Linked DNA regions of Homo sapiens: region 2 is linked to region 1. Evidence: chromatin contacts called from ENCODE Hi-C or POLR2A ChIA-PET data. All regions are on one chromosome and are shown on one strand. The core of a region is the stretch at or near the end of the contact, and the rest is flanking DNA. Distances in the headings are between cores, read along the strand shown. Region 1 has its middle 550 kb from the start of DIAPH3-AS1. Region 2 has its middle 660 kb from the start of DIAPH3-AS1.

Region 1 (4,454 bases), core at 1,275-3,774:
AAATGAAGCACCTTCTTTGAAGGACTTTAATCAGTCAAGATTTGAGTTCCTATTATGTTCAAGGCACTGGGTGGGTGGGTACTGGGACTGCTGCAGTGGCAAGATATGGTAGCTACACATAAGACAGGAAACAGATGTGCAAATAGATAACATAATACAATGGAATGAGGACAAGAGTGGAATTGTGATCTCAATGTGGGAGATCAGAGGAATTCACTTTGTCCTGGGCAGTTAGGGGAATCTTCAGAGAAGACTTAATATGAGCGTCGAAGGATAAGTAAGAGATGGCCTGAAGAAGTTTGCTAGCATTCACTTTAGCGAGTGTTATTTACCGTTACATGATAAGGGTAATAAAAGAACATGCCCTGTGGAATCTAACACTCCTGAGTTCAGTTCCTTGCTCCACCACTTTCTTCTTCTTCTTCTTTTTTTTTCCCTTGAGAGACAGTCGCCCAGGCTGGAGTGCAGTGGCATGATCTCGGCTCACTGAAACCACCACCTCCAGCGTTCAAGCGATTCTCATGCCTCAGCCTGCAGCGTAGCTGGGATTACAGGCGCGCACCACCATGTCTGGCTAATTTTTGTATTTTTTCGGTAGAGACGGGGTTTCACCAAGTTGGCCAGGCTGGTCTCAAACTCCTGAGCTCATGTGATCCACCTGCCTCAGCTTCCCAGAGTGCTGAGATTACAGGCGTGAGACACCGTGCTCGGCCGACTTTCTGATGGCATAGTTTGGGCATACTATTTAATCTCTCTCTGAGCCTATACTTTCTCTTTTGAATAACAACATGGTATGCTCCATGAGAAAATAAATGAGATAAATGAGAAAACAGTAAACACATGCCTTTGAGTCTTATAGATATTTCTGTACATAATGTCAACAAATTTAGGGTCTAACTGATATCATAATTACACTCCTGAACACATTATTTGGAACAAAGCCGCTCCTTTTATAAGCGCCCACATTCTTTGCTTGATCCCACTGTTCAAAGATTTTTGTTCATTTTCTGTTCTAGATTTTCCCTTACAACACTTGTACTGGATTGAATTCTGTCCCCTACAAAATTCATGTCCATACAGAACCTCAGAATATGACTTACTTTAGAAATAGCGTCTTTGCAGATATAATTAATTATATTAAGATGAAGTCATGCAGAATTAGTGTGGGCTCTAAATCTAGTATGACTTGTGCCCTTATAAGAGAGGGGAAGACACACAGGGTCACAGGGAAGAAGGCCATTTAAAGAGAGTAGCAGAGAAAGGACCCAGGCTGCCACAAGTCACAGAATGCCAAGGATTGCTGACAACCACCAGAAACTTCAAGAGGCAAGGAAGGACTCTTCCCTAGGCTCTGAAGGGCCTTTGGAGGTAGCATGCCCTTGCTGATGCTTTGATTTTGGATTTCTAGCCTCTAATACTATAAGAGAATAAATTTCTTTTTTAGGCTACCCAGTTTTTGTTACTTTGTTATAGCAGCCCTTGGAAACTAATACAACATCTATACGCCATCTACCTTCCATTTAAAGTCATGACTTAATTCTGAAGGCATGTAGTGGCTTTGTAACATGTTGAACTGACAGGGCTGTGCTGCATTTCCTAGAACCCCCTTCTCTGTCTGTTTCTAATTAAGCTGTGCCACAAGATACATTTTTGTGCAAGCTTTGGGGGCACAAACTCTAACAGCAGCCATATTTTTTTTATGCTTAGAATATTGAGGTAGGGCCACCGGGTGCTTTTGTGGTTCAAATACCTTGCTCCTCATCTGCCTGCTCACCTCATTGGTGTTTAAGGCAGCAGCCTCACCTGCAATTGCTGTGCCTTCCCCTGCATCCTTTTTCAGCTTCTTTGACTCCTGGCCCAGGTGTGTATTTACCTCAGTGAAGAAGAGTCCATCTTCTCCTGCAGGAGACAGTGAGAAACTGACATGGTTTGAGCTTTTCCTTGTTCTCTCTACTTGATTTACATCCACCCATTCCTTCCAGACTGCCTGCCCAGCAGACATCAAGCTCCAGCATCAAATGCAAAGACAATGGCCTTGCAGACACTGTTTTACCAGCTCCCTCAATTTTCTAAAGTCAAATCTCTATAATAAATTGCTTCTCTAATTAGACCCTCACAGATGTAGGTACTCAGGGCCCCATAGCTTGGTCCTAAGTTTTCAGACAAGATCATTTCTCCCTGTCTACAGATGAGACAGCTATAATTTAAAAATCCTTGCACCCAAAGTTCTCAAACATACCAGGTGAAATGCCAAGTGGTGTTTTATGTGAACTTACTTTTGTGGTTTTCAGCCTCCAGTGAATTTAGTGGCTCAGCATAAAGATCTCTCACTTCCTCTCCCTCATGTTTGTGACACTTCTTTCCCTTGCTCTGCTGCCACAGACAAAGAAAATTACAGGCAGCTCCTACTGTTCCCTTCTTCGACTCCCACCAGGAGCAGTAGGCTCCAGGGTTCACATTCTGTTTTACAAAGGCTTTTTCAGCCATCGTTCGGGAAGACCTTGGCTCGACTGTCAGCAGGAACCGTGGCTATCTGCAGCTGGAGCCTCAGAGGAGAGGCCCTGACTCCACAGTGGCAACCCTTCCCTTCAACCTTGTCGTAGTTCTCTTTCCCGAGAGCCAGACAATGTAATCTGAGACATCCTGGTGCTGATGGGAAGAAGATGAATCACAATGCAATGGGCGTTGGATTTTTTTTTTTTTTAAAGCTCTCATTTCCTTTGTGCGTAAAAGCTGGACATGACATTTGCAACTGGCTCTACCAGGCAGTTCTCCTTGTGCCAGCACCAAGTATACTCTCATAATATGGCCCACAGTGAAAGCTTCATGCAATTGTAATGAAGATCCTGTAGCCAGAATGAATGACTCCATTCACTGCAAACATAGAACTTGCTATGGATGTTCAATTACATTTGATGTCTCCTGGATAGCGTAGAAGGGGAGGTGAACAGTGATGTCAGCTTGGACGAAGACAGGTTAGAATAAGCAAAAAGGGGACTTGCTGTTCTCATTTCTAGTCAGCATGCCAGTAGAATGGTGTCTGTAACCTGGCACTCTGTTCTTAATAGGTTATTGATAATGGTCTTTATTCATTTTTAGAGGACTCTTCCATAGCTCCAGTTGTCCCCCAACCCAGCCCCAACTCAATGTCTCTAAGTTGCCATATTTCTGTGACTTGATTTACCCTATTCTTTCTGCAAGGATATTTCTTGCCTTTTCTGTACTTCAAGAACTCCTGCTCATGTTTTGAGAACTAGCTGAAACATTCTATCATTGACATCTTCAGAGAAACGGAACTTTTTCTACTGTGTTCCCAGCATCTTTTAAGAATCTTTATTATAATCCACAGTCCAAATCACATAATTATTTACTTACCTGTCTAGTATCTAAACTTCTTGTGGACTTGACTGATTCATCAGAACCTAGAACAGTTCCTGGAACTAATGTGGAACTAATAGCTTTTCTTTTTTGAAGAGAATTGGATAATATTGAGAAGAGAGTGATTGGCTTGGCTAAAGAACATTAAATTAGCATTTTGAGTATCTGGATTGTAATCCCCAATTCTGTTACTATCCATATGACCTTAAGGGTTTTAAATGGCTGGTCAGGGTTGAGTGACACTGACTAGTGAAGCAAGTCTCAATTTCTTTTGCCTTGATGTCTTCATTTGCTAATTGGTGGATATGATAATCACCCTTGCTAACTCATGGGTTTGTCTTAAGAATCAAATGAAACACAAAATATAAAAATGTCCCTGTTCCCCCCATCAATAGAGCATAGAGCAATGCCAGTTATTTTCGTTAACGCTTTTATAAGATCTTCAGAGGTTCAGGGATGGACAGGCTCCTTGTAACCTGGGGCTCTTCTCTCTGATGCTGGGCTGTTAGAACAGGCTGACCTGGACTAAGGACTTGTTCCTCTGACCTGTGATTGGTGGAAAGAGTCCCAGTGAAGGCCATTGGCTTCTGAGATTTAGGTGAATGAACTTTGTTATGTGGCTTGTTTGTTGTGGGCTTTCTGCCTGCCTCCCCAGGCTCCTAACAGGTGATATACACAGTAAAAATACTAGTGACCACTTGGAAGACACGAGTTTGAAATCACGAGTTAGTGAATGGGCTGAATTCCCTGGGAACAGTCATTCAATCAATAAATATTTCTTAGGCAGCTATGGAAAGAGCTATTGAGGGACATTATAGATTTTTCAGAGATCTTTACAAGGAAAGAGATTCTCATTGGTCTGGGATGGACCAGGGCTTCTCTTATTTGAGGCTGTTTTTACCTCCTCCTCAGGTATGAGCTGGCCTAACTCTTTTCTTTGGCAGTTATGTTCGCTATAAGCTGGGCAAAACCAAAAGCCAAGTAAAAATGGCCTCTGGTGTCTTCACATCTCCCTTATGTACTCGCTCCGACTTCCTAACCAGCTCTTTTCCTTACCTCTAAGGGTGCAGGGGCCT
Region 2 (4,454 bases), core at 1,255-3,754, 100 kb after region 1:
TAGCCCATTATTTTATCACGAGAAGCTTGTATGCTGTAGGACTCTGAAAGCCTCCTTTCCAGAATGTAAACTATGAATTCTGAGATGGTTTGTTAAAGTTCCTTTAAGATTTTTTTTTTTTCACACTGTCTCTCTTTCTCTCTCTCTCGCTCTTTTTTTTTTTTTTTGGTCAGGAACTTCAGAAGCTGCTGAAGCTGCAGATTTTGGTGTCATTGACCTGCCTTCCTCTTTGTTTGGCGGTTGATGAATCCTTGGGGAGAGGTGTCTGTAACCCTGATGGAGAGCCAGAAAATAGAGTTTCTCTGAGTGGCAGCCCCTAGACACTTGATTTTTCTGAAAGATAGGCTCTTGATCCGGCCAGCAGGGGCTTAATGATTTATGCCTTTATGCCCAACTCCAGATAAAGTTAGACTACATCCTAAAGCGTGCATAGGAGAAAAAGCTATTACTGCACTTTGCTTGTTGGTGATAAATTCTACTGAAAAAAGAGAAAAAGAGACACAGTACTAAATAGCTTTTATTTGAAATGGTTTCCAAATTCTGCAACTTAGGGAGGATGATAATAGAATAGGGAGTACAAAACACTTAGGTAGGTCTCATCCTCTTCCCACCAGGCTTCCTTTTTATTTAGGATTGAGGCCAGGGTTTTATGCAGTATCTGTATTTTAGAACCAGAATGGATGAATAATAGCATTGCTAAAATTTGGAAGAAGCATATGGTTTTTTTTAACCTCCTATCACCTCTTATCTAAAGACAAATGATTGTGTTTAATAACTTAAATAAGAGATGAACTCAGGATTCCTCCTTGGGACTGGAAATAGAACTAAGAGCCTAGGTTATAACTTACTATCATTCTAGAGCACCTGGAGGATTCTGCTACTTTTAGAATTAGTCTTAGAATTGTAGATTCTATAAAATACTTTCTCCTCCATGTCTATACCAATTCTGCCTATCCTTTAAGGCTCAGTACAGGTGAAGAGCCAGCTCCTTCAGTGGAACTTTCTCCAACAGAGCAGACCTTGATGCTTTGCTTAGATGCCCTCAGCTCCCTTTAGCACTTCTCTGTGTTTTCTTGGGCTCAGTATGCACTTCCCTGTGACCACAGGCACCTGGAACTTTCTTTGAAGGACTGCCCAGGCTACCGCAGCCTCTTTGTCTACACGTCCAGAGACTCCCGCAGAGAGCTGTAGTGCCTAAGAGCTCGCTTCCCAGAGAGGACCGTGGCCAATGGGTGACTGGTGCAGAAGCTTGGAAGCCCATTTCCTTTGCCCCAGGACAATCTCTGAGGTGTTAACTTATATTGCAAACATCCTGTGGAGGATCAGGCTGAAGCAATCTTCTGTGAGATGTTGAGATATTACCCTGGCTTGACTTCTTCCCCGTTCTGGTCTGGCTTTCCCCATTCCTTTAGCAGTTTATTTTAAAGCACTTTCATAATGCACATCCTACCTCAGGGTCTGTTTCACAGGAAATTGACCTAAAACACAAGTTTTCTGTTGTACCATTTCTTTGAATTCTAAGAGCAATTGCTAGTTAGTTGAACACTAGTAATAGGCTCTGCCGTATTGCTTGCTCTTTTTTCCCTCAGAGATTGTGATCTCTCTGACGATGGCTGGAATCCTATTTAATGTTTACTGTTTTTATTTTGTTGTTTTATCTCTCATCTAATTTTAAAAAAGGTCTTTAAGGCCGGGCGCGGTGGCTCAGGTCTGTAATCCCAGCGTTTTGGGAAGCCAAGGTGGGTGGATCACCTGAGGCCAGGAGTTTGAGACCAGCCTGACCAACATGGAGAAACCCCGTCTCTACTAAAAATACACAATTAGCCAGGTGTGGTAGTGCATGCCTGTAATCCCAGCTACTCGGGAGGCTGAGGCAGGAGAATTGCTTGAACCCGGGAGACAGAGGTTGTGGTGAGCTGAGATCGCACCATTGCACTCCAGCCTGGGCAACAAGAGTGAAACTCTGTCTCAAAAAAAAAAAAAAGAGATTTTTAAGAGCTTTGCAATAAATGAGTAAATAGGATAAAACCAAAGTCAGTGGATAGAAAATGAAGTATGAGAATCAAAACATAAAGGGAGTGGGGAAGAGGAAAAACCAACAACTTCAGACTGAGAGAGGCAACTGAAATTAAGAATCATATTTAGTTTGTGCTTCTTAGCAGCTTGGACAAAGATGGAAACATAATTTCCTAGATAATTTTTAATCCTTAGTAGTACAAAGTTGTTTTAGTTATCTATTGCTGTGTAACAAATTACCCCCAAATTTAGCAGCTTGAAACAACAAACATTTATTATCTCTCACGGTTTCTGAGGGGCAGAAAACAGGGAGCAGCTTAGCTGGGTGGCTCTGGCTCACTGTCTCTCACAAGGTAGCAGTCAAGCTGTTGGCAACAGCTGCAGTCCCATCAAGGCTTGACTGGGGCTGGAGAATCCATTTCCAAACTCGCTCATGTGGTTGTTGGCAGGCCCCAGTTCCTCGCTGGCTGATGTCCAGAGGCCTCCCTTCCTGCCACATGTGCCTCTCTACAGGCTGCTGAACGTGCTCATGACGCAGCAGCTGCTTTCCCTAGAGTGGCTTATCTGAGAAAAAGAGAGAAAGCCGAGATGGAAGCTGCAGTGTGTTACAGCCTACTCTGGGAAATGATAAACTCTCACTTCTGCTGTATGTTATGCATCTCACCGATCAACCCCAGTGCAACGTGGGAGGGAATGCCACACTGTGCGAATGCCAGGAAGTGGAGATCACTGGAGGCCATCCTGGAGGAGGATGACCACAGAAGTATATGGCATATATTAATTTCTCCTGATAAGATGAAGCTGATAAGAGTGAAAAAGATAATTCAAAGGAGGATCATGTGTACTTTCTTTTTGTATGCTCCATTTGCTCATTGTGTAAAGGGTTCTCAGCAAATATTTATGGATATTCAAAAATCTACTAGTCTTCCAAGTTGTTTTCTTCATAAAGAAAAGCAGGTCAGCTGCAAGCATAAAGGACAAAATATAATGTACAGGATACTGTAGTGGATGCTAACTTGGGTATTTTAAGTCAATGTTCTTTTAAAAAGTGTCATAGCTATGTCACCTCCTCTATATTTCTAATGCTAACACTCTAAAGCAAGTGCTTAGATTTCTGCAGGAGCTTCTCAATGTACTTTCCCTTTGTCTAGATTCTCTTATGCTATATCTCACTTTCATCATGTCATTATTGTTTAATGACTCATCACTAATAGAATAAAATCCAATCACCTTGACTTTTCAAAAGCACAATTCATCTATTCAAGTCTCTATTCCATTGCTTCCATCAGGAGCCCTTTACTTTAACCTGGAACTATTCTCACTGCTTTCCAAAAGTCCATGCTAATGTTTAACTCTTAACTTTTTCTTGTTGCTGTATCCCCTTCTGGGAATTTCTTATTCTATTATTTGGCATCTCCATGTCCTTGTTCAGCCAGCCTTCCCAGTGTTTACATATCTTCAGCACGTCTGCCTTAGTGCAAGGCCTCAGTATTTCTTAGGTGGATTGTTATCTTAACGACTTTTTCAATTCCTGGGTTCCTTCTGCTTTATCCTCCCTGTTTCTCCTTTGTTGTTTTTACACGTCAAACTGATTGTATAATTTTGTTTACAACAAAACACTTTGAGAGCTTGACCCTTAGTAGGTACTCAGTAATTGTTAATTGCATGAATAAAATGTCCAGGCAAATTCCCACTCCCATTTCCATGAAGTTTTAACATAATTTTGCATCTCACTTTGATCTTTTCTGTGTTTGAAGTCCTGCGATACTTATTGTCTGCATCACTTATTTTGATGTTCTATAATATGCTTCCTCCTATTATCACTTAATTCTTCTCTTATCTTTCATTCATTCATATATTTGTTCATTCATTTATTCAACACCTTTCTTGATAGGCTACTCTATGCCACAGATTATGCTAGGTCTTGGGAGAATAGAATGCTTGGCAAACACAGATAAGATTTCTGCTTTCATGGCCCTTGGAGTCTACTTGTAAACAGAGACAATGATTAAATTATCACATCAAAAGAGTGTATTAGTCCATTCTCATACTGCTGTAAAGATAATACCTGAGACTGGGTAATCTATAAAGAAAAAAGTTTTAATTGACTCACAGTTCCACATGGCTGGGGAGGCCTCAGGAAACTTACAATAATGGAAGAAGGCAAAGAGGAAACAAGGGACATCTTACATGGTGGCAGGAGAAGGGGGAAGTGCCAGACATGTATCAAACCAGATCTTATGAGAGCTCACTCACTATCATGAGAATAGCATGGGGGAAACCACCCCCATGATCCAATCCCCTCCCACCAGGTCCCTCCCTCGACATGTAGGAATTACAATTTGGATTACAATTTGAGATGAGAATTTTGTGGAGACACCGCCAAACCATATCTGAGGGTATAATTACAGATTGAGAAAAGTGTTATGAAGGAAGAG

What was found. Hi-C counts contacts between places; a loop is a spot of excess contacts on that map. ChIA-PET counts read pairs that join two places held with the same protein, here RNA polymerase II (POLR2A). Pooled maps may share reads with other maps.
Region 2: a pooled map shows a loop between it and region 1 (2.9-fold over the local background). The contact joins two enhancer-like sites. A Hi-C loop is called at or near these places in 2 of 50 pooled maps. POLR2A ChIA-PET finds 5 or more read pairs at or near these places in 3 of 52 experiments (MCF 10A, PC-3 and SK-N-SH).

The regions. Positions count from the first base shown.
Region 1 is chr13:59,457,283-59,461,736 of GRCh38, reverse strand. No RefSeq gene overlaps it. Among named protein-coding and RNA genes, the nearest start is that of DIAPH3-AS1, 550 kb to the left of the region's middle. Within about 2 kb of position 2,524, at least 6 of the 41 ENCODE cell types and tissues checked have a DNase peak (open chromatin) inside an H3K27ac peak, as active enhancers do.
Region 2 is chr13:59,354,946-59,359,399 of GRCh38, reverse strand. No RefSeq gene overlaps it. Among named protein-coding and RNA genes, the nearest start is that of DIAPH3-AS1, 660 kb to the left of the region's middle. Within about 2 kb of position 2,504, at least 10 of the 41 ENCODE cell types and tissues checked have a DNase peak (open chromatin) inside an H3K27ac peak, as active enhancers do.